Linked DNA regions of Homo sapiens: region 2 is linked to region 1. Evidence: chromatin loops called from intact Hi-C (ENCODE). Cell type or tissue: heart right ventricle. All regions are shown on one strand. Each heading gives the region's core, and the rest is flanking DNA. Links, peaks and the distances in the headings are about the cores only.

Evidence for each region. A loop is a pair of places that touch in the nucleus more often than their neighbours do. Peaks named below come from ENCODE experiments on the same cell type or tissue, not always from the same donor. Only the 100,000 strongest peaks of a DNase experiment are listed, where the experiment ranks them.
Region 2: a loop joins it to region 1, with 21 times the contacts of the local background. A loop is called at or near these places in 95 of 110 quality-filtered maps.

Annotation. Positions count from the first base shown.
Region 1 is chr11:75,244,484-75,252,291 of GRCh38, forward strand. No RefSeq gene overlaps it. Among named protein-coding and RNA genes, the nearest start is that of TPBGL, 7.6 kb to the left of the region's middle. In heart right ventricle, for the core only: CTCF peaks have their summits at 4,356 (motif pointing left) and 4,567; a DNase peak (open chromatin) is centred at 4,328; H3K27me3 peaks cover 843 bases.
Region 2 is chr11:75,018,591-75,024,994 of GRCh38, forward strand. It overlaps a transcript of NEU3 not described here. Among named protein-coding and RNA genes, the nearest start is that of NEU3, 33 kb to the left of the region's middle. In heart right ventricle, for the core only: CTCF peaks have their summits at 4,477 (motif pointing right) and 4,683; a DNase peak (open chromatin) is centred at 4,471; H3K27ac peaks cover 1,240 bases.

The DNA of each region.
Region 1 (7,808 bases), core at 1,444-6,443:
CTCCTAAGCTGTCTCAACAGGAGGCATCATCTCGTGATGGGAGGCTCCCTCCCTCCCTTCCTTTCAGTGTCTGAGGAGCCTGCCTGGGACTCTGACAGCCCCAGCTTTGCCATGGGGCCAGGAGCACCCCTCAGCCCAGGACAGCTCTTCACAAGTCAGAGACCGTGCATGGGGCTCCTTGTCTTTTCCCGGCACGCTCTCTACCCCTTCTCCAAGTCATTCCTCATGAGAAAGTATTAAGTCCTCTTGACACATTCCCCTCTGTCAATGACCTCCAAAGGGTGCCCCGCAGTCCCCCAGGACAATATAGTGATGGTCTCTCTAACGCAAGTTAGAGCTTGTTAGTTGATTTTTGATAACTATTGATTTAATACTTAGTTTAGCAGTAGCTCTCATAAAACCTCAAAGATTTTTGCTGACAACCCATAGCTAATTGCAGTTTCACTTGCCAGGACTTACTGTAGTCTTAAGCTACATTAGCAGAGAGCATGTCCTTGGAACTGAGGAGGTGATCTGTAAATCTGTAGATCTCTCCAGTTCCAACGATGTATGTGAGAGCTACTGCTAAGTATCAAATCAATAGTCATCAAAAATCAACAAATTGAGTGTCTACTGTGTGCCAGTTGGTGTTTAACGTTAGTACCATTCACTGATCCCCATTAAATGTCTTTTCTGGGCTGCCATCCTCCTTGCTGTCTGTCAGTGGCCTATAGCCTTATGGGGCTATCAAGGTTCAGGGCCGCCAGCTTCACCTCTTCTACAAACCCAGCCATTCACTCAGCCCTTACTGAATGCAACTCTGCCAGTCCTAGAAAAGCTAACAATCCAGGGAAGGAATCACATTTAATCAAGATCTGGAGAAAAGAAATCCCAGGAAATAATGAGAGCTCAGAGTAAGAGCCCTGACCCCACCTAGACAGACTTCTTAGAGGAAGTCACATTTGAACTGGGTTTTGACGGATGAGTAGAAGTTTGCTGAACAGAGAAAGATCAGAAGTACCAACTTCTGCAAAGGTCTGGAGGCAGGAAGATCTCATTAGCCTGAGGATTGAAGGCCAGCAATGGCTGGGGGTAGGTAGGAGGATGCGTATGGGGTAGAATGGATCTACTACATTCACCACATTCTCCACTGGGAAGCGCTAGAGGGACCTCTGCCCTTGAAGGAAGAGTCAGGAAGGTAGAGAGGTGTGATGGGGGCACAGGCAACTGCACTGTGCCTCCTGCTTGTAAAGCCTGGTTGTTCCTTCCTTCTGCCCATCCTTTTTGTGCCTGGCCTCATGCTGGGCACTGGAGACACAGAGAGGAATCAAACCAACACCATGGCCAGATGAGGGCAGTGAGAGAAGGGAAGGGGAGGGGAGCCCGGAGAAGCCTTGCAGTAAAAAGTGAGATGGAGCAGCCGACTGGCCCTGCCCAGACTCCCTGACACCATCCACTCCAGACTCTTTCTCAGAAGTGCCAGGACCCCACTAAATGGCCAGCCTCCTCCTCTGATCACACACTGGGAGTGCTGTTGGAGTGTGAGGTGAGCAGAGGCCCAGAGGCCTGGGGCCTGCCTGCAGAAGCCAAATGACAGAGGAAGAAATCTACCTCTAGGATGTCCCCTTAAGGAGCAGGCATGGTAAAGAACAGGAGAGGAGAGGACAGGTGTGTATGACTGTCAGAAACGTGGGAGATGTGAAGCCAGCTGCACACCTGGAGAAATGTGGCAGACTTCCCAGGTTCTGTGACCTCAAAAACACTGTGAAATTGCCTTTCAAAGACGTCTCCTTGAGAAGCCTTTTGCTTCCAAGCCCCCTCACCTACTCACACCCTCAGACCTGGGCTGGGAACCAGGGAGGACCTAGCTAGAGTCGAGAGGACTGGGTTTGAGTCTGAACTCAGCACCTGACTTGTCATGTCACCTAGTCCTTAGCCAGAAATACCAGTTGAGACCCTACTATGTGCCAGGGTCTGGGGATTCAGCAGTGACCACAGCAGAACCAGCCCCTGCCTTCCTGGCCCAGCCTGACACTGTGGCCTCGGACACCCCTGCCTGCCTCTGGCTCCGGGTTCCTTCTGTCCAGGCTGGGGCTGGACTTGTGACCTCTAAAGGCACTGCCTGCTCTCCCTGAAGTCCATCTCCTTCTTCATTAAGCCGCTGCCTGGCAGACTCTCGGCCCTAATTTATGGGTATGGCCTTTCCCAGACTGGGAGAAGTGACGGGGGCAGTTAATATTCCTGTGCTAATAATACACTTGGCTGCCTTCTGAGTCCCCCCTCCACCCTTCACCCCTGCCTCACCACCCCCACCTGCTTCCCTCAGCACTGTCACAGGGCGATTTGCCAGGAGCTGGCCAGGCCCATGCAGACCCTCAACTAACCCTTCATTGGATGGGTGGGGAAACTGAGGCCAAGAGTATGCAGGAGCTCGTCCAGGTCACACAGATTGTCAGGAGCAGATCCCGAGCCCAGGATGCCCCAGGGCTACCCCTGCTCTGCCCTGGGTCTGAGCGTCTGGCAGAGCCACCCCGCCTCCTAACTTGCTATCTCCACCCTGTCAGTGCATCCAGGAGCCAGTCCCAAGCCTGAGGTAGCCTGAAGATGAAAATAAGAAAGTGAGCCGTAGAGGGTTGGAAGGACTCTTCAGCCTCTGTCAGCGGCTCCGGACAGGCCTCAGGAGCCCCATGCCAGCATCTTGCAGGCAGCGGCCCTGCTGGGAGTTATGTCTCCCCTCCCTGAGAGGAGAAAGGGGCTTGTCTGGACCTCCAGGCTCTGAGGTCCCAGGCATTAAACTCATTCTTCCTGAGCTTCTATCATCTGAGCATGAGGCTCACCTGGATGAACCAGATCCTGCTCCTGTTCTCGATCAAGATGGTGACCACACACACAGGACACTGTGATCATGGAAGCACAGGGATCCCAGGGAGGCCCCTAACTTAGGGGATCATCCAAGCTGGCAAACTCGGGAGTGAAAGGGGCCACTATTAATCATTACATTGGAGCAAGAATAAACTAGGACTGGCTGGGTGCAGTGGCTCACGCCTGTAATCCTAGCATTTTGGGAGGCCGAGGTGGGTGGATCACCTGAGGTCCGGAGTTCAAGACCAGCCTGACCAACATGGTGAAACCCCGTCTTTACTAAAAATACAAAAAATTAGCTGGGCGTGGTGGCACATGCCCACTCGGGAGGCTGAGGCAAGAGAATCGCTTGAACCCTGGAGGGGAGGTTGCAGTGAGCCGAGATTGTGCCATTGCACTCTAGCCTGAGCAACAAGAGCAAAAGTCTGTCTCAAAAAAAAAGAAGAAGAAGAAGAAGAACTAGGACTGTACCAAGATGCTGGGCCCTGGACTTCAATGACTTTTGACAAGACCTGGAGAGAAAAGAAAAAGTACTAGACTGCTAGACAAGACCAGCAAATCTACCAGCAATAAATAACGAATACACTCCCCTTCTTTGAACCCTATTTTCCAGCTGCACCAAACTATGGGGATGTTAGTAATAGGGCCCAGCTCTTCCATGCCCTGTGCCTTTGCTCACACAGTACCCTCTGTCTAGGATGCCTTCCCCAACACAGGGAGCACTCAAGACAGCCCAGGAGTCCCCCAGTCTTTATGACCCCGCTGTCTTTCTCCTACTGCTGTACCACCCAGAGCTTTCTTTCTACGGACTGGTTTCCTTGCCTCTTGTCTGCACCAGACCAGAAGCTCCCACAGGACAGAGGCCAGACCCAGTCACTTTAAGTCCCCAGTCAGGGTGCACAGAGATTTGTGAACGCTCTCCCAGCCCCTGCCCCCACAGAAATACAAAACACAGAGGAAGAAGCATCACGCAGGACTCTGTGGCCTACCCCTCTGCACGTTGAATGGGTGCTTCCTTTGACTCCCACAACCCCCCCATCATTAAACTGGGGTTTCGATTATATAAGATCCCAGGATGGCTGACTCCGTTGTCTACAAAGTGAGCGAGCAGAAAGAAAATGCAGTTTTAGAATATGTGGTCATGCAAAACACAATTTAGTCTTAGCCTCTTAACTTTGGCACTGATTTATTTGTTTATTTATTTATGAGGTCGGCCTCTGTCACCCAGGCTGGGAATGCAGTGGCGTTATCATAGCTCACTGTAACCTTGTACTGCTGGGCTCAAGCAGTCCTCCCGTCTCAACCTCATAAAGTGCTGGGATTACAGGCATGAGCCACCGCGCCTGGCTAACTTTGGCTTTTTAATACAATTACAACTTCTGGCCCTGCGTTTGGGATCTTTGTCCAGGGCTCTGTTTGGGCAGCCCCTGCTACTGGCTTAGTCTTGGTTCCTCCCCACAGGGAGCTGCAGCGACATCTATTGGCCGATCCGTGTGGGAGCCGAGTCAGCTTTAACTTTTCTTGGTATACATGCGTCATCTGCTGGTGGAGATGGGAAAGTGCCTTTCTTCGTTCAGTCAACAATCCAACAAGTATGTAAGTGCCTGCTGTGTGCCAAGCACTGTGCTAGGAAGATGAGGATACAATTTTAAAGAAAACTAGAGCCGGGTGTGGTGGCTCAGGCCTCTAATCCCAGCACTTCGGGAGGTCGAGGCCGGCGGATTGCTTGACCTCAGGAGTTTGAGACCAGCCTAGGGCAACATGGCGAGACCCCGGTCTCTACAAAAAATGCAAAAAATAGCTGGGCGCAGGGGCGCCCTCCTGTAATCCCACCTACTTAGGAGGCTGAGACGGGAGGATTGCATGAGCCTGGGAGGTGGAGGTTGCAGTGAGCCGAGATCATGCCACTGCACCCCAGCCTGGGCAGCAGAGTGAGACCCCATCTCAAAAAAAGAAAAAAGAAAAAGAAAAGAAAGAAAACCAATAAGATCTCTGTCCTTATAAAACAGTAATAGTAAAAACTAACACATACAGAATTTACTATGTGCCAGAGATTGTTCTAGGTACTTTATATATATTAATCCATCTTGTCCTGATGACAATTCTGTGAAGCAGTTATTCTTATTCCTACTTCACAAATGAGGAAACTAAGGCACGTAGAGATGAATAATTTGCTCAAGATCACACTCCTAATAAGAGGCCAAGTTAGGCTTAGAACTCAGGCTCTGCTCCAGAGCCCTCTTCTTATTTAGACCATAAACAAGCACGATACTTATGAGGGAAATAAGCAGGGTAATGTGAGAGTGAGTGACAAGGAGAGGTCTCCTTTGAGTGGGGTAAGTCATGAAAGACCCCTCTGAGGGCGACCTACCCTGAAGAATGGGAAGGAACAAGCTATGCAGAGAATCTAGGAAAAGTTAATCCAGGCAGAAGCAGCAGCGAGCACAAAGGTGCTGAGACCAAATACTCAAACATCAGGTGGAAGGCAAGTTCTGGCCACTCTACTCCTACACCTCCCCACACTGTCCTTAGACTCATTCCCCACCTGGTCGCAGCTTGGACTTCTCTCATCTGCATCCCTGCCCCAGCTTCCTCCCTGTTCCCCCAGCCTGCAGCCCCCCTCTCTGGTCCCACACTGCAGCCCACACTGCAGTGAAAATGCGTGAATCTGATCCCTCTCCTTACTCTGCCTAAAACCTGTCCCACTGTCTTCTGGATAAAAACAAAGATCTTTGAGGCCAGGTGCAGTGAGTGGCTCACACATGTAATCCCAACACTTTGGGAGACTGAAGCAGAAGGATCAGAGGACAGGTGTTGGAGACCAGGCTAGGCGATATAGCAAGAACTCATCTCTACAAAAAACAAACAAACAAACAAACAAACAAAAAGCTTTTTTTTTTTTTTAACTGATTATCTGTAACTTCCACCCACTAATCAAATCTCCTGCCAGCTTTTCCAGCTCCCTTCACTCTTGTCACTCCAATGTGGTTATAGTTGCCTGAAGGCCCCAGCTTGTCTCACCCTGAGCCTCCCTGTGTGCTGTTTCTTCTACCTGGAAGGTCTGTAGCCCCTCCTTGCCTACCTAATTCCCTTTTTACCCTTAAAAACTCAGTTCAAGACCAGGTGGGGTGGCTCACACCTGTAATCCCAGCACTTTGGGAGGCCGAGGTGAGCGGATCATCTAAGGTCAGGAGTTCGAGACCAGCCTGGCCAACATGGTGAAACCCCGACTCTACTAAAAATACAAAAATTGGCTGGGCATGGTGGGTGTGTGCCTGTAGTCCCAGCTACTCAGCAGAAGAATCACTTGAACCCGGGAGGTGGAGGTTGCAGTGAGCAGAGATTGTGCCACTGCACTCCATCCTGGGCTACAGAGTGAGACTCCGTCTCAAAAAACAAAAAACAAATAACAAAAAACAAAAACTCAGTTCAAGCATTTCGTCCTCTTGGAAGCTGCCTATTTCTCATCTTGGCCACTCTGGCTAAATGTGAGACCTCTCCTTAGGTGCTCTCATGGCACGCTGTGACTACACAACAGGCCCCCTCTGCAATACTCCTCATCAGCAATTCCAAACCTTTAGCATCATGCCTTATCCCCCAATTAATCTGTAAGCAATTTGACTGAAGGGATTGTCTTTTTTTTTTTTTTTTTTTTTTTTTTCTGAGACTGAGTCTCGCTCTATCGCCCAGGCTGGAGTGCAGTGGCGCAATCTCGGCTCACTGGAACCTCCACCTCCCCGATTTAAGAGATTCTCATGACTCAGCTTCCAGAGTAGCTGGGATTACAGGCGCCCACCACCATGCCCAGCTAATTTTTGTATTTTTAGTAGAGACAGGGTTTCACCTTGTTGGCAAGGCTGGTCTCGAACTCCTGGCCTCAAGTGATCCGCCCACCTCCGCCTCCCAAAGTGCTGGGATTACAGGAATGAGCCACTGCACCCAGCCAGGATTGTCTCATTTAATCTTAGTGTCTTCAGGGCCAGCAGAAGCCCCAACAAATGGTACATGCCCAGTAAATATCGTTTGCAGTTGTGAGCTGTAAATTGCTCCATTTCTTTTTATTGAAATTTATACAAAGTCCACTCTTTTTGGCATACAGTTCTATGAGTTTTGACAATTAAGATATAGAGTGTTCCATTGCCCCCCAAAATCCCTCTTCATAGCAGCCCTCCCCCCAAGTCCAGCCATTGGCAACTACTGCTTTGTTTTCTGTCTCCATCGTTTTACCTTTGACACAGTGTCATATAAGTAGAATCATACATGTTTGTCCTTTTAAATCTGACTTCTTTCACTTAGCATAATGCAGTAGAAACTCATCCATGTTGTAGGTATCATTATAGTTTGTTCATTTTTATTGCTGCGTAGTATTCCATCATATGGTTGTACAATCATTTATCCATTCAATAGCTGAAGAGCATTTGGGTGGTTTCCAGTTTTTGACAACTATGAATATAGCCACTGTAAACATTCATGTACAGGTTTTTGAAGGAATGTCACTTTTTATTTCTTTCTTTATTTTATTTTATCTTTTGAGAAAAGATTTCTCTCTGTTGCCCAGGCTGGAGTACGGTGGTACAAACACAGCTCACTGCAGCTTTGAACTCCTGGGCTCAAGCGATCCTCTTTCTTCAGTCTCCTGAGTAGCTGGGATCACAGGCATACACCACCATGCCTGGCCAATTTTTTCCTTTTTTGTAGAGACAGGGCCTCACCATATTGCTTAGGCTGGTCTTAAACTCCTAGGCTCAAGCAATCCTCCCACTTTGGCCTCCCAAAGTGCTTGGATTATAGGCATCAGCTACTGCACCCAGCCACTTTTTCTTTGAAGAGTGGAACTGCTGAATATTATAGTGAGTATGTTCAAATTTATTATAAGAAACTTCCACATTGTTTTCCAAAGTGTCTGTACCATTTTGCATTTCCACTAGCAGTGTATGAGAGTTCTAGTCCCTCTCCATCTTTGCCGA
Region 2 (6,404 bases), core at 1,405-6,404, 230 kb before region 1:
CTCCCCAGCTTGCAGATGGCCTACTGTGGACCTTGTGATCATGTGAGTTAATAAAATCCCCTTTGTATATCTATCTATTTTATTATTTCTGTCCCTCTAGAGAACCCTGACTAATACAGTAAATTGGTACCAGTAGAGTGGGGCATTGCCGAAAAGATACCCAAAAATGTGGAAACTACTTTGGAACTTGGTAACAGGCAGAAGTTGGAACAGTTTGGAGGGCTCAGAAGAAGAGAGAAAAATGTGGAAAAGTTTGGAACTCCCTAGAGACTTGTTGAATGGCTTTGACAAAAATGCTGATAATGATATGGACAATGAAACCCAGGCTGAGGTGGTCTCAGATGGAGATGAGGAACTTGTTGGTAAATAGAGCAAAGGTGACTCTTGTTATGTTGTAACAAAGAGACTGGTGGTATTTTGCCCCTGCCCTAGAGATTTGCAGAACTTTGAACTTGAGAGAGATGATTTAAGGTATCTGGCAGAAGAAATTTCTAAGTGGCGAAGCATTCAAGAGGTGACTTGGGTGCTGTTAAAGGCATTCAATTTTATAAGGGAAGTGGAGCATAAAAGTTCAGAAAATTTGCAGCCTGACAATTTGATAAAAAAGAAAATCCCATTTTCTGAGGAGAAATTCAAGCTGGCTCTAGAAATTTGCATAAGTAAAGAGGAGCCGGATGTTGATCCCCAAGACAATGGGGAAAATGTCTCCAGGGCATGTCAGAGGTTTGCATAACAGCCCCTCCCATCACAGGCCTGGAGGCCTAGAAGGGAAAAATGGTTTCATGGGCTGGGCCCAGGGTCCCCGTGCTGTGTGCAGCCTAGGGACTTGGTGTCTTGCGTCCCAGCTGCTCTAGCTGTGGCTGAAAGGGGCCAATGTAGAGCTTGGGCCATGGCTTCAGAGGGTGCAAACATCAAGCCTTGGCAGCTTCCACAGTGTTCAAAACATGGGAGCTGTCCTGATTATTATTTTTTCCTATAGTAATCATATTAGCCCATAATGTGTGCACAATGCATATGTGATGGTTCCTGCCCCACGTGGTGTTGAGCCTCCCAGTGCACAGAAGTCAAGAATTGGGATTTGGGAACCTCTGCCCAGATTTCAGAGGATGTATGAAAACACCTGGATGTCCAGGCAGAAGTTTGCTGCAGGGGCAGGGCTGTCATGGAGAACTTCTGCTAGGGCAGGGCAGAAGGGAAATGTGGGGTTGGAGCCCCCACACAGAATCCCTACTAGGGCACTGCCTAGTGGAGCTGTGAGAAGAGGGCCACTGTCCTCCAGACTCCAGAATTGTAAATCCACTGACAACTTGCACCGTGCACCTGGAAAAGCTGCAGACACTCAACGTCAGCTTGTGAAAGCAGCCAGGAGGGAGGCTGTACCCTGCAAAGCCACAGGGGAAGAACTGCCCAAGAACATGGGAACCCACCTCTTGCATCAGTATGACCTGGATGTGAGACAGGGAGTCAAAGGAGATTATTTTGGAGCATTAAGATTTGACTGCCCTGCTGGATTTCGGACTTGCATGGGCCCTGTAACCCCTCTGTTTTGGCCAGTTTCTCCCATTTGGAATGACTGTACTCCCACTGTATCTAGGAAGTAACCAACCTGCTTTTAATTTTACAGGCTCATAGGTGGAAAGGACTTGCCTTGTCTTGAATGAGACTTTGGACTGTGGACTTTTGAGTAAATGCTGGAATGAGTTAAGACTTTGAGGGACTGTTGGGAAGGCATGATTGGTTTTGAAATGTGAGGACCTGAGGTTTGGGAGGGGCCAGGAGCAGAATGATATGATTTGGCTGTTCCACCACCCAAATCTCATCTTAAATTCCTACATGTTGTGGGAGGGACCCAGTGGGAGGTAATTGAATCATAGGGGCAGGTCTTTCCCATGCTGCTCTCATGATCGTGAACAAGTCTCATGAGGTCTGATGGCTTTATAAGGCAGAGTTCCCCTTCACAAGCCCTCTCTTTGCCTGCTGCTATCCATGTAAGACGTGACTTGCTCCTCCTTGTCTTCCACCATTATTGTGAGGCTTCCTTAGCCACGTGGAACTGTAAGTCAATTAAACCTCTTTCTTTTGTAAATTGCCCAGTCTCGGGTATGTCTTTATCAGTAGCATGAAAACGGACTAATACAACTAATACACCACTCTCATGTCTGGGCAGGGCCAGTGGGCCTGGGAGGCAGAGTCTGTCAGTGGGACTGGGGCAATAAGGGGTCTCTCTTGTGTCTGAAGGAACCACAGTGACCCACTCAGGGGGCCTAGAGGCAGTGAAGGCTGTGGGCCTGCCACATCTTGTCAAGACTGCTCAAGCAAGTCCTCACTGCTCCTCCAGCTCCCTGCCACCCTCCAATCCATTCTCCCACATAATGGCTCCTTCGCCAGAAGGATGAAGACTTTATGTGGGTGTTCAGGGCCTGATCTCTCTACCCCATCTCCACAACAGTCCTCCATACACAGCCCAATGTTCCTGAACAGGTCACAGTATTTATGCCTCTGTGTACACCTTGCTTTGTCTGAAATGCTCTTTCTCCTTCTTTGATAGAATTCCTCCTTTTCCTCTCAGGATCTAGCTTAAATGTGCCATTCACGGGGGAGCCTGCCCTAACCCCAGATCAGGTAGGCCCCACTTCTGGCCTTCCACTGTGCCCCTTCTAACGTTGCACTGCCCATTCTGTGTGGAATGTTCTGTTGCTATATATGGCTCCTTTTCTAGACTGTGAGCTCCTCAAGGACAAGGACCACATCTGATCCTTTCTGTGTTCCCAGTGCCCAGCCTAGGGTCTGGCAGAGAGTATGGGCCCCACAGAGCTTGTTGAATTAGTGTGTATGTAAGTGAAAATGATAGGGTGGGCAGTTGTGGGTAAGTGGCGAGTGGCAAGTAGGTTTGTCCCCAAGCCTGAGAGGGTCACCTGAATTGGGTACAGAGTTGAGAACTCATCATTTTGGTCTCTTTTACCAAATGAGATTGGGTCTGAATTTGATTAGGACATGTTATCTGTAAGACTGCCTGGGGCTAGCAAGACAAAAGTCTAAAATCTGAGGTATCTGTAAGGAGTAGTCAGAGGAGACCATGGGCCCTGCACAGCTCTGTCCAAGGCTTGGAAACAACTTCAGGTGGATAGGTATGGATAATAATACCGTAGTCAGTCCTTCCCATGTGGGAGTGAGGCTCCCAGCGAACAGTCCCACAAATCCCAGAACAGTCCCTCTAGTGAGTCAGAGATCTGGGTAATATGGAAGTCCTCAGATTGTCTGCTCCTCCACCCTTCTGGAATCACACTTTCCCTCAGTTTCTTAAGATGTTGCAAGTCATCGGCCGGGTGCGGTGGCTCACGCCTGTAATCCCAGCACTTTGGGAAGCTGAGGCGGGTGGATCATGACGTCAGGAGTTCAAGACCAGCCTGGCTAAGATGGTGAAACCCCTCTCTACTAAAAATACAAAAAATTAGCCAGGCGTGGTGGCGGGTGCCTATAATCCCAGCTACTTGGGAGGCTGAGGCAGGAGAATTGCTTGAACTCGGAGGGCAGAGGCTGCAGGCAGCTGAGATCACGCCACTGCACTCCAGCCTGGGCAACACAGTGAGATTCCATCTCAAGAAAAAAAAAAAAAAAGATTTTGCAGGTCATCATCCTATATTCTGGGCGAAGCATAGAGTCTTTCCCAAGAGCCTGAGAGTTCCTGGGAGCTTATATTCTGATCACCTCTCACTCTTAATTCCTGCTGCTATTGCATTCTTGTGACTGTGACTGAGTTGTTTTGCTCCAGGCTCTGATGCTGCCCTTGCTGCCTCTTTCCCCAAAGCACCAGGTGCAAGCATGTGCACGTAACAGACTTTCCTTCAAGAGTTGAGGGTAAGGAAGTGAGTTATAGCACAATGCAGAGCCGAAAGGCAGAGCAGGAATCATTACCTGCTTTGTACAAAAGAGGAAACCAAAGCTTAGATATTAACCAGGTGACTTGACTAAAGCTATACAGCAAGTTAGTGACAGAACTAGGCCTGGAATGAGCTCTCCTGATCCAGACTCTAGAGTCAGCATTTCACGGTTCTGAACATCTGGAATCCAAAGAGCTGTCCAGGTTTAGGTTAAGAACAGTTCCACACACACAGAAAGACGGTCCTGGGTGGCAGGCAGTGAAAGAAACCTGGGGAGCTGGGGATCTCTATGAGCGTGGCTCACCTCCCCCTCTGTCTCCTGGAGCTGACCCTTGCTCATATCCTGCGGGAACAAGACCCAGGTGGATCAAAACTTTATTGAGGCCCTGCTCAAGACAGGCACAGTAGTGCAGTAGGTTTAATCTTCACTATGGTTCTGCAAGGCTGGCAACATTATTCCCCATTTTAGTTGAGAAAACAGTCTCCAAGAGTGGAAGTGACTTGCTCAAGGTCATACAGATAGTCAGGCCTGGCTCTGAGCCTGAGGACTCCCAGTCCCCGACTCTGCTGCAAGCTCCATGGCATTGCCAACATTGACCACCAGGTGGCAATCTCCCCCAACTCCCTGCAGGCCACAAGCACCCTGGAATTTTAAGCAGTAATGCCTATGGTTGGTGGCAGAACAGCAGTCTCTGCCTGGATTTTCAAAACTGCCCTGAGGCAGTTTTATAACTCTTTTGTCCCAAGGGGAAATTGATGTCCAAGAGGGATGGTGGCTTTACAGAGGAGGAAGTTCTATGTGTGTGTGCGTGTGAGCATGAGATCTGCTTCTGGTTCCAAGGCTGGTGAATTCTGCTGACCTATTGTTAGCTGGGAGTTGGTGGGCATGACTTTCCTGGCACGATGTTCAGTTTCTCCTCTGTGCCTGCTGTTGCCAAGCCTCACTCAGAGATGGGCAGCCGAGTTTTCCTTGGACTCCCATCAGAGGCCCAGGGCCCAACCTCTTGTTTAGGTGGGGTCAGACTTACCTGGTCTGAGGCCATCTGAACAGCCCTGTGGATCCTTCCCCTATTTTAATCTGTGTGCTTCTTTGTATGGAGCCATGGAAACTCCTATGATCTTCCATGCCTGCCTACAGCCAGGAAACACTGGGAGAGAGTCCTGTGCATTCTTCCTGCAGTACTCACCATGTTCCCTTCAGGCTCTGCTGGATGGACCAGACCCTCTCAGCAGGCTTCCCGCCACTGGATACCCCTTTACCTCTGTGCTGCTCAGTGGCAGTCCCAGGGTGGGCCTGTGAGTTCTCGGCACAGCAAACTTTCTGCCCAGATGCCAGGGTGAGGCTCCCTTTCTGGCAGGCACGCCCAGCTTCTATGCAGGGCTTGGGCACATTCTCCATTCCCCATCATGGCAGTGACTCTCAGCACAAACACCGCAGTGTTCACAAGGCCACCCCAACTTCTCCCCCCTTCCCTCCTATGTCCTCTCTTTGTGTGTGTGTGCACGTGTACGCTCCTTCATGTCTCTCTTTACAGAGTGTGGTCTTAGAGCCTCTTGTCCTCAGCTTTGGGCCTTCACTGCAATTCCACAAATCCAGAACTCAAGGAAAGTCCTGCTATACGTCCTGTCAGGTAAAGGTAGTGACAGCTCCCTTGCCAGATTCAGAGGAGAGTTCCTGGGAGTTTCCTGAACGCAGGGCTGTCGTTTGAGCTCTGTGTTCCGAGCACCCAGCACAGGGCCTGCATGGGACAGGCCCCAAGGGGAGGGAGGTGGTTCTCACATGAATGAAGGGCCCTGAACTAGAGCAAGTTAGCCTCTCAGAACACAATGAGTCCCCTTCTTCTGTAGGGCACCACACATCCCTCTGCAGAAACTGAGGGAAAGTGGAGAACAGAGCAAATAGTGATAAAGGCAAGCAGCACGCAGTCATTATGTCAACGTTTCTCAAGTTTCTCTCATGCATGTGCCTCCTCCATGATTTTTGCTAAATCCATGGATTCTTAATAATTTTCTTTAGCATATTTTATGAAAATACCTAATTCATGGTCTCCTAAGGAATAATATTCATGAAATCACTGGTTTGATTTATCTTTCCTAATATACATTAAATTATATACATACCTATTAAAAAATAGCAAAGACCACTGAAGTAGGTCATACCTACCACCAGTGAGATGTATACTGCACTTGGGTTATTTAGTTTTCACAAAACCCTATAAGGTCAATCATGCTTTTTCTGTCTTATAGGTGAAGAAATTGAAGGTCAGAGAATTGACTTGGCTGAGGTCACACAGTCTTCTGATCTTTGGCCTACAGCCTTTATAAAGATGGGAGAGGGGAAGGGAGGAGCAGGTGCTTGGGAGATGATGGGGGAGGGAGGCAGCTGCCACTGAAAAATGAAAGAAGATGGTGAAGATAGGGAGTGGGGGGCAGGACTCCATGTCAGAAAGGCAAATGACCTGAGTCCCAATGTCCTATGCACAGTAATGGCCATGAAAATAGCTGCAGATTTGCCTGCATTTG